Linked DNA regions of Homo sapiens: region 2 is linked to region 1. A link is an interaction called in ENCODE POLR2A ChIA-PET data of the cell type or tissue named here. Cell type or tissue: PC-3. All regions are shown on one strand. Each heading gives the region's core, and the rest is flanking DNA. Links, peaks and the distances in the headings are about the cores only. Region 1 overlaps SGPL1 (sphingosine-1-phosphate lyase 1). Region 2 overlaps CHST3 (carbohydrate sulfotransferase 3).

Evidence for each region. ChIA-PET counts read pairs that join two places held together with the same protein. Peaks named below come from ENCODE experiments on the same cell type or tissue, not always from the same donor. Only the 100,000 strongest peaks of a DNase experiment are listed, where the experiment ranks them.
Region 2: POLR2A ChIA-PET joins it to region 1 with 5 read pairs; 1 of 35 experiments calls an interaction of 5 or more read pairs at or near these places.

Annotation. Positions count from the first base shown.
Region 1 is chr10:70,824,480-70,829,855 of GRCh38, forward strand. The region is part of intron 2 of SGPL1 (sphingosine-1-phosphate lyase 1); the gene reads left to right. Among named protein-coding and RNA genes, the nearest start is that of SGPL1, 11 kb to the left of the region's middle. In PC-3, for the core only: no CTCF peak of the experiment used is centred there; DNase peaks (open chromatin) are centred at 3,102 and 4,662; H3K4me3 peaks cover 2,164 bases; H3K27ac peaks cover 3,278 bases.
Region 2 is chr10:71,973,213-71,978,588 of GRCh38, forward strand. The region is part of intron 1 of CHST3 (carbohydrate sulfotransferase 3); the gene reads left to right. Among named protein-coding and RNA genes, the nearest start is that of CHST3, 12 kb to the left of the region's middle. RefSeq lists an enhancer at 219-718. In PC-3, for the core only: no CTCF peak of the experiment used is centred there; DNase peaks (open chromatin) are centred at 1,399 and 2,929; H3K4me3 peaks cover 1,021 bases; H3K27ac peaks cover 3,728 bases.

The DNA.
Region 1 (5,376 bases), core at 76-5,075:
ACCTATATTACAAAGATTGAACTTCATGGCTCATTACAACCATTTTCAAAATTTAACTGCAACTATCTTCTTATAAATTAAGAGAGTTTAATTTGTGTTCCATAGTGCGATGACAAAAAAAAAGTAAAAACAAAACAAAAAAACCCTCATGCCTAAATTTAGAATATTGTATTATGTAGCAATCCAAAACATTCAAAACAAATTAAATAGTTTAACTTATGTGACAGGCAGATAAGCATTTCAAAAGCATAATGAAGTCCAATTATGTAGTGCTTAATGTAGACAGGAGAAGAATCTAACATTATGCAGACATTTTCTAAATAAAAGCTCCCTGTAGGACAGCTATATATAAACATGGGTAAGGTAAGCGCAGACTAGTTCTGTGGAACCTTTTGAAATCAAGAGTCTAAAACACAATACATTTTTCAGGTAGGCACCAAGTTATCCTAAAAAATTTTCATGTTGGTTATTCTGACGTTGTTTTTTCTCTTTTTTTTTTTTTTTGAGACAAGTCTTGCTCTGTCGCCCAGGCTAGAGTGCAGTGGCTCGATCTCGGCTCACTGCAACCTCCGCCTCCTGGGTTCAAGTGATTCTCCTGCCTCAGCCTCCCAAGTAGCTGGGATTACACTCTTAAGCCTGTGAGAGGGCAAGGAAGGGAGTAGTTTCTGGAACTTTGAGAGAGTTGAGATGAAGGAGAAGGTAACCTGTAGGAATGCCAGCCAGTGACCCAGTAGGAAAGGCATCAAGGGGAATAAATACTTCAAACTCTTTTGCTACCCTCTGATCTCCTGCTGTAGCCTCCCATTGGTCTAATACAACTGGAAACCAGAGGTTAAGGAGTCTGGTTGATTTAATTCAGAGGGTGGAATCCGGAGGCACATAGCCGAGCTGGAAAATGCTGGATGGAGGATCTGGAGGAGGAGATCATCTGGAGGGGAGAACATCCAGCATGCTGGAGTTGAGAGGTCTAGTTTGTCTTAAAAGGCACAAATGAGGAGATAATTCTTGAACAGAATCTTGAAGGTGGATAGCATATGGATTATAGAAAGGGAATGTTCCCACTGATTTTAACAGGATAGATTCAGAGGCACACAGTTGCCACAGCTTTGGCAAGCCCAAAGCTGCTTTGTTCCAGTAGTAGCCTTAGAATCTTAATTGCCTGGAGGGCCTTTAAAAGTACTGCAGTCCAGCTTTCTTGCTGCCTAGGAATCCCTCTACAATGCCCTGTCAGGAGTGAGTGCTACATACTTTCTCAGGGGGTTCTTTCCACTGTTGGACAGCTTTAATTTTTAGAAAATTTTTCATGTGTCCAGATCACTGAATGCATCAGCTAGAATTAGGTTTGAGTGTATATAACAGAAAAACCTAAAGTAATAGAGATTTTTTAAAAGACATAAATATATTTCTTTAAGAGAAAACTGGCCTGGCGCGGTGGCTCACGCCTGTAATCCCAACACTTTGGGAGGCCGAAATGGGCGGATCACTTGAAGCCAGAAGTCAAGATCAGCCTGGGCAATGTGGTGAAACCCCGTCTTTACTAAAAATACAAAAATTAGCCGGGTGTGGTGGTGGGTGCCTGTAATCAATCCCAGCTACTCAGGAGGCTGAGGCATGAGAATCGCTTGAACGCGGGAGGTGGAGGTTGCAGTGAGCCAAGGTCACACTACCGCACTCCAGCCTGGACGACAGAGTGAGACTCTCTCAAAAAAATTACAACACAGTACAATACAATACAACACAACACAACAATACAATACAATACAGTACTACAGTACAATACAATACAATGCAATGCCAGTACAATTCCATTCCATTCCATTCATTCCCATTCCATTCCATGCCGATAAGGCCATTCCTGAGTCTTTGAGGTGCCAGGCTGCTTCTGTCTGTCATTCCGCTATCAGTAGTGCATCCCCTCCTGGGCCAGGGTAGCTGCCTGGGGTTCTACCTGTCAGGTTCATGTTTCATTCATGAAGAGGAAGAGGAAACGGAAAAAGAAGGGCTTGCCCTCCATTTTAATTAAAAATTATTTTGGAATTTATTATACGTGCAGAAGAGTATAGAAAGCACATATCTACATTTTAATGAACAATAATAAAACAACGATACCAGATTAGGATATAAACCATTTATCTCTAACTCTACGCTTCACCCTGTTACAAATATTTCCTTTCTTCCCCTCTATGGATAACCCCATCCTGACTTTTATAATTATTCCCTTGCCTTTTTAAAAATAGTTTTAACCACCTGTGTATGCATCCTAAGTTTAGTTTGTTTTTTTTTAAACTTGATGTAAATGGATGCATATGTATTTTTATTTTTGTGATTTTCCTGTGTTGCTCAGTATTCATGCGATCCATGTTATTGCATGTAGTTTAAGTTCATTCATTTTTATTGCTGTATATATAGTATTTTATTGTGTGACTAAACTGCAGTTATTTATCCATTTGACTTATAATTCACATTTGGGTTGTTTCCAATTTGAGGCTTTTTCAAACATTGCTGTTATGAGCGTTCTTATATAACAAGTGATCACAAGTGCAAGAGTTTTTCTGGGATTTGTGCCTAGGAGTGGAATTGCTGATTGTAAAGGCATACATGCCTAACTTCACTAGATATTGCTAAACTTTTCTGAAGAGGCCAATACAATTTATACCACTATCAACAATATATGAGAGTTATTTCCACCCAACTTGGCAAACCTGATATTTATAAAGCTTATTTTTTGACAATCTGGTAAGCAGATAAATGTAATTGTAATTTCCGTATGCATTTCCTGATAACTGATGTGGTTAAGTACCCTTTTCAATGTTTACCAACCACTTGGATTTTCTGTTTTGTGGCTGCCTCTTCAAGTCATATGCCTTATCAGTTATTTCTCCTTTTTAGTTCTATTATTAATAGATTTTGCTGTATATTTGCTGAGATTTTGTTACTAGGTGCATTCAGATTTAAAATTGTTACATCTTGTAAGTTGAGCTTTTCATATAATTTGCTTTTTGACATAATATAGCTACATCAGCTTTTTGTCATGAAATAGGAAACTTCAAATGTATGATAAATGAATGAGTTGCCTGTTAGTATAGGCAGAAACTGCAGAACAATCCTAGCCCATTATTCAGGCTTTATGTATCAGCGATTTGTTCTGTTATCCCATAAAGTGAATGAGTCATTTTTGAGTTTAAAAAAATCATAGGGCTTTTTTTTTGAGGTCCAATTTGCATACAGTAAAGGGCACAAATCTTAATTATCCAGGTCAGTAAATATTTATGTATGAATATACTTCCAGATCAAGATATTAAACATTTCCAGCACTCCAGCCAGCTTCTTAATGTCCCTCCCAGTTGATACCTACCAAAGGTTTTGCTTAGTTTTGCTGATTTTGAACTTTACATAAAGTGGAAACATACAGTATATTCTCTTTTGTGAGTGGCCTTTTTGCTCAACATTGTGTTTGTGAGATTCAGTCATGTTCTTAGGTAGCATTAGTTTTTCTTTCTTATTGCTGTGTAGTGTTACAATGTATAACTATATTATAACTAATTTGTTCTGTAGTTGTAGAACATTTATGTTTCTAGTTTTTTGGCTATTGTGAATGACACTGCTGCCTTCTTGAACATGTCTTGGTAAACATAAAATGTAGAGTTGCTGTGTGGTAACGTGTACTGCCAAACAGATTTCCAAAGTGGTTGTACTAATTTACGCTACCAGAGTTTTAATATATAACTTCTTGATTTAGCTTTGGGCAGCAAATGTTAAATTTCTGTCATCTGCATACCACACATGGAGAAGAGCACTGAGAACTCTTTCCTGAAGTTGTATAGGCACTTTTATTTTATTTTTTATTTTTATTTTTTTCGGAGACAGGGTTTCACCCTGTTGCCCAGGCAGGAGTGCGGTGGTGCGATCATGGCTTCCTGCAGCCTTGAACTCTGGGTCTCTAACCATCCTCATTGAGAAGCCTCGGCTTCCTAAAGTGCTGCGATTATGGGTGTGAGCCACTGTACCCAGCCTGTACAAGCAATTCTAAAATGTGAAATGCCCTTCCTTTTCTGTAATTTCCCCAGAGAGTAAAGCCTACTGCATTCTTGTTTATCTAGTCTGTAAATGTTAATACACAATTGATGGGAACAAAGCAACCTTAGTTCTTTTTGAGTATGAAAAGGACCCTGTTAAGGGCAGAATTTAAAATATTTGTAGTAGTTAATTCTCAGGTTAAAATCATAATCTTCTAGAATGCTTTAGATTCTAAGTGGCTATTGTAGTAACACTTTATACTCAATATTGGGGGACCATGTTTTTTGGAGGCTTTCACTGAAGCATTTAATTCCATTCTTTTGAATTCGTTTTGACAGATGGGTCTAAAAAGGAATAGATCAATTCTGTATTGAATTCCAGTCTTAATGGCACCGAGTCTTTGAGACAATTGAGGCAAATTGGAAATTCTGTTTTCACATTCTTCTGAAAGGGGATGCCTTTCAGAAGTGTCCTGAAGGGCGCTGGGGAGGGCAAATATGAGGATGCCAGGGTAAGTCTGCTCCCTGTCTGGCTGTGTTGGGCCAGAGTGGAAGAAAGCCTAAGACTCTGTTACCCAGCCCTTTCTGAAAATGTTTTCAAATGCTTTCCCAACAATCACGACCACAAGAGTCAACAGTCTGTTTGGATGACTGAAAACACACAGGTTTACGATCTGTAAAGATAGTAGGTAAGTGATTTAATCTTGTTGTATAGGTAGGCCAGAGGGCACTCGCAGCCTTCTGATTGATTTAATAGATTGTTGAAGATTAAGAGTTGACTTAACATCTCTCTTAGAAAACTGAGAAATAGCTCATTACTAAGGTGTGTTTTATTACCACCGTCTGTAAGAAAATACAACATAGGCATGGGAATCAAACTACTTAAAGCCTCTTCCAGCTCCTTTGTGACTGGGAAGGTTACTTTTCCTTGTTGCTTATTGAAGAGAAAAGGAAAATGTTTATCATTGGATAATTCAGGTTCACTGAATATTTAATGAGTGTTTATTATCTGCAGTCATTTTCTTATTACCTTATCTCATTTAATATTCACAACAACCCTGTGAGTGGACGATGGTATCTTTTTTTTTTCTCCTGAACGTTTTGTTGAATTATCCCAATGGCTTCTATTTTTGCAGATGAGCAGAGTCCAGTTGCATAGAGGTTTAGTGTTGTGCCACACATCACACAGCTTCTAAGTGAGAGCTAAAATTAGAGCCGAAGGTTTTGATTACCAGTCCAGACTTTCTAGGACACCACAGCTGCCTTTCTGTAGAACAGATTAACATGACTCTCAGAGTCCGCAAGAGTAGTGGTGAGGTGTCAGTTCAGGGGAATACTCAAAGGTCACTGTCCTTTTCAG
Region 2 (5,376 bases), core at 307-5,306, 1.1 Mb after region 1:
ACATGGCCTCTTGAGGTCATTACCCCATGGGTATTGGGCTGGGATACTGAGGATGAGCCTGAAACCCTTCCAGAAGCCCCTCCAGTCCTGCCACTTGTCTGCCTGCCTGCCCTGGATGCCCGTTTTTGGGCTGGTGGCTGGCTGCACTCTGGGCCCACTGCTCAACCCCACCAGCAAGTGGAGAGCCATTCAACAGCCCCAGGGTCCAGTTCCCATCTGCAAGTAACGAGGCCTGCCGTGGCTGAGTCGTTTCCCTGAGCAGAGAGAAGGAAGCCCTACTGGCCGGCTGCCTCCCCAGGGGTGGGTAGAACTGTTCTGTGGCCCCACCTCCAGCCCTCAAGCTGTCTGTCCTTGCAAAAGTAGTGGGGCACAGAGTGCTGGGTTCTTGGGCATCACCTGTCCAGGTCCTGCGCGCCTATGCTCATGCTGACACTGCAAGATGGTGGGATAACAGGAGGGACTTTCAAGCTGGAAGAGAGGAGAGCTGGGTGCCCCAGTAACCACCTTTGAGTCCCACTGTGATGAGCCCACAGAGGTGGACATGAGGGAAGACTTGGGGAAGCCTTCCTAGAGGAGGCAGGCATTCCAGTGCATGAGGGAAGCTGGGCAAAGGCACGAGGATGGGAAAGTTCCGATTGAAGACAGGGACTGGTGAGGAGTCTGGCTGGACTGAACTGAAATGTATAGGATACACGAGGAGAGACAGGCAGGATGGAGTTGTGGTTACGCACACAGGCTCTAGAGCCGGGCTGCCTTCACGGGAACCCCAACTCCCCACTTACTGGCTGTGTGGCCGTGGCCAAGTTGCTTACCTTCTCTGAGCTCAGTTTTCTCACTACTGGTACCCCCCACATGGGGAAGACATGGGAATAAAATGTATTTCTATACAAGTGTTGAGAGCAGTGCCTGGCACACTGAGCATCAGGAAGGGTGAGCTATTATTATATAGGTATATGTTTTAATGCAGCTAGAAAAGGAAATTGAGGTCAGATCATAGAGGCCCTTGAATGTCATTCTTTCCATTCACTAAGCACCTGCCATGTGCCAGATTCTTCACAGTCATTCTCACCAAGCCCCCTACAACCCGGCAAGGTTGTTAGCAATGTCTCCATTTCACAGATGAGGAAACTGAGGCTCAGAGAGGTTGAGTAACCTGCCTAAAGTCACTCAGTCAGGGAGAGTCAGAGCCAGTAATAACACCCAGGTCTGCTGTCGCTTGAGTCTTCCCTCAAAGTGAAGATTGGAGAGACATGGCAGGGGCATCACAGGGATGAGCCCTGGGCTGGGGCCGCAGCCAGGAGCAGAGCAGGAATGTGGCAACTGTGGGTCCCTGGGGCAGGGTGGAGACGGGGAGAGATGCCAGGCGGGCCTGGAGGGTAGGGAGGACTGGAGGCTACAGCATACAGCTCACCATTCATAGCCCAGGGCAAACCATTGAGTCATTTGGGGAAAACATGACATCACTGAGTCTCACTGTCTGCCGCCCACCTGCTGTCTGCCCTCTATGGTTCTCCTGATGACCTCAGTGCCCCAAGTCCTGCAAGGGGACCCGCACACCCCATGTAGCAGGGCCAGGTCAGCACTCCAGCTTCCTGCACTGGGTTCTCCTCCCCAGCCACTGTCTCCCACCTTCCCACCACTCCCTTCCCTGCCTGGGTCCCCTGCCCCAGCCCTACTCATACACACTGCTGAGGCAGAAGCTTCTGGAAGTGGTGATGGGCATGAAGAGCTTCCAGAAGGGCTTCCATGCCAAGCCCTTGATTGGAATTCTGGGTGGGGAGGGGACAGCTCAGAAGCCTGTGTCGAGCTTTTAGAGTTGCTTTTCCTTGAGAATGGTGCCTGCTGTTTGGGTGGGATCACTTTTAAAAAGTAAAGCCTGGTAGAGCTATGTGACCAGCACTATGCCATGACCTAGAGGAGATTCAGACTGACGGGCAGGCCCTGCCTTCCTGCAGAATACAGTTGAGTGTCTGAGAGTTCTTTCTGTACTAAGCATCTTTGAACTGAGTGCTTTATTTTCGTCCATCTGATTGCGCGAGGTAGTCTTATTTTACAGATGCCATCCCCGAGGCCCAGAGAGGTTAGGCAACTTGTCCAAGGCCACACAGCCAGGATTCACACCCATAACTGTCCAACTCCAGATGTGCTCTTAGCCACTCTGCCATCCGGCCACAAATAAAGCCACCAGAGAACCACAGAAGGTGGAACATATCCAACATTTGCCCGATAAATTGTATAGTGCAGACAGGAAGTACAGGGAGTTTTCATCTCAAAGTGTAGGTCACTCCCCAGAGTGGCTTGAAGTCTGTAGATCCATTTAGGAGAACATCCAGCTTCACTGGCTGTGCAAATCCCACCCATGCGGCTGTTTGGGGTGAGAAGTTTCTTTAAATGTCTGTTGACTCTCTTCTCTGGAAGGAGCACGGGGGCTCAGGGGGCGCCTGTCCTGGCATTGGTGGCCACACCTAGAAACGGACTATGAATCAAGCCAGGGGCCCAGTGCCAGCTTCCTTGGCCTGTCTGTGGGCGCAGATGCCAGCCTTTGCAGCTGCTGCTGCAACTCACAGCTCTCTCCCGGTGCCGCCCTCAGTCAGGCCAGCTGGAGTGGAGGGGCCAGTGGCCGTGCCCTGTGCAGAATGACATCCTCTCACCTTCACAAGGGAAGCGTGATTATCCTTGCTTTCCAGGTGAGGACACTGAGGCCTAGAGAAGTTTTCTGGCTGTCTGAGCTCCCTTGGCCTGAGCTCCCGCGGTAGAACCGAGACTCAAGTCTTCTTTCTGCAGGCAGATGGCCAGTTTCTTCCTGGAGGAGGGAGGAGCCAGCTTGCCCTCTGACACTGGGTAGCACAGCCCTGTTCGATTCTCTGTTCGGGGCTTGCACTTCTGATTCATTCTGCAGTCACTGGCTCTTTGTGGTTCGGGAAAATGACCCTCTAGGGTAGGAGAAAAGCTCTTGGAGCACTTTTGAAGCCATAGAGGCCCTTTCCAGGCTTTGGAAAATGTTCCTTCTCCACCCAGATGCCAACACCACCCTGGTCCTGGCAGTACTTGTCCCTGGAAGGGCCTCACTGCGGTGACTCATTACCCAGCATGCAGCACATTGCCATTGCTCTCAGTGGGCAGGTGCTGTGGGGACACGGGTCTGCGGGCCTGCTGTCTTCAGGGGTCCCCCATGCCTTTTAACGCGTGTATCAGTGTACCCCAAGCCTCAGTTCTGTGTAGTTTGTACAACTCTGGCCCCTACCCCAAGGATTTCTGGGAAGCCCCCAGGAATGCTGATAAGTTCACAGTCTGCCCTCCCCAGCCCCAGTCTCATCAGGCTTCAGGGGTGGCCATTCCTCCCCTCCAGGAGAGAGAGAACTCAAACCAGTAACTACCCCTCCTCAGGCTCAGGCCCAATGGTTGCTGTAATAATTTCTGGGGAGCTGTCTTTGCTCTTGCAGAGAAGGCAGGCCTTGAATTCAGACTGGAGGGGCCATTTTTCTTCCAGTTGCCCTCAAATTTTCCTTTCTGTGATAGGATTTGTCCTTTGTCTCTGCTTAAATTCAAAGACTTGTTAAAATGACTTTTCTCAAACAAGAGGCTACCCTCAAAAGAACTTTGCCTCTACGGATAGAAAACTGGAACCTACTTTTATTTTGGTTTTAGTTTTATTAAATTGTATAAAATCAATAATACATGTCCATGGTGCAAAGTTGAAAAGGCACAAAACAGTCTATGTGTGGTCTCTTTCCCATGCCGGACTCAGACACTCAGCATTGTTAGTTTTGTGTGTGTGTGTAAGCTGTGTTTAAATTGTCCAGCTTTAAAACAAAACCCTTCCCTGTTTCACAATTAGGTTGACCGAGGCACAACCTGAAAAATAACCTGGAAATAGCATCGGGCCCCCTGCAGCGTCCAGCTCTTCCCGAGGACTGTTATTATGATAACGATCATTGCTAAGGCTGTCCCTTCCCAAAAAGTGTTGCTGCCCACAGTCCCAGCCCCCAGACCTGAGCAGTCACCCACACAGCATGAATGGGGCCAGCCCCAGCCTGCCCGCTCAGCTTCCAAGCCTAGCAGTCTCAGGCTCTGGGCTAACCCTGGCCTCCCAGCTGCCCCTTCAACATTGTCCCCTCTTGTCTTGCAGGGCAGTAGCCACAGCTGGGGCTGTGGGGTCAGGGCATGGCAAGGGTGATCTGACCAAACTATGCTGCCTCTTAGCCAGACTGTATATTCGGAGTCCCCTAAGCTCGATTTTTTTTTTTTTTTTTTTGAGACAGGGTCTCACTCTGTCACCCAGGCTGGAGTGCATTGGTACAGCCATAGCTCACTGCAGCCTTGACCTCCCAACCTCAAGTGATCCTCCCACCTCAGCCTCCCAAGTAGGTGGGACTACAGGTGTGCTCCACCTAATTTTTAAATTTTTTTTTAGAGAAGGGGTCTTTCTATGTTGCCCAGGCTGGAGCTTGATTGTTTGTTTGTTTGTTTGTTTGAAGACAGGGTCTTGCTCAGTTGCCCAGGTTTGAGTGCAGTGGCGTGATCTCAGCTCACCACAACCTCTGCCTCCCAGATTCAAGTGATTCTCCTGCCTCAGCCTCCTGAGTAGCTGGGATTACAGGTGTGCACCACCACACCCAGTTAATTTTTGTGTTTTTAGTAGAGACAGGGTTTCATCATGTTGGCCAGGCTGATTTTTTTATTTTTTTAAAGAAGGTCTCCCACCAGCTGGATCTGAGCCACTGGCTGAGAAGTGAAGTCCATGAAGCATTCAGCAATAGTAACAGCACCACCACCTCCTCATATTGAACCTGCCTCTGTGCTTCTTCCTACGCCTTCCTATGCCTCTATGCTGACTTCTGGAGAAGCCAGTCACTTGCCCGGTCACACTGTACAAAGTGGCTCAGGGCTGGACTCACTGGCTTATGCCTGTAATCCCAACACTTTGGGAGGCCAAGGTGGGTGGATCACTTGAGGTCAGGAGTTTGAGACCAGCCTGACCAACAAGGTGATACCCCATCTCTAATTAGCTGGACGTGGTGGCAGGCGGCTGTAATCCAGCTACTCGGGAGGCTGAGGCAGGAGAATCTCTTGAACCAGGGAGACGGAGGTTGCGGTGAGCCGAGATCACACCATTGCACTCCAGCCTAGGCGATAGACCGAGCCTCCGTCTTAAAAAAAAAAAAAAACAAAGTGGCTCAGCTGGGCTTGGATCTCCAACATGCTGGGCCCCAGTCACCAGATTCCTAACCCCGTGCTGCCAGGCTTCCCCGGACAATATCATGAACTCAACAATCCGCTCCCTTCCTCTGCAGGGCAACCTCTCATTCCCCAGAGCTCATTTAATAACAAGAGTAGTAATCATAGTTAACCTTCTTTACCCTTTACTATGTGCAA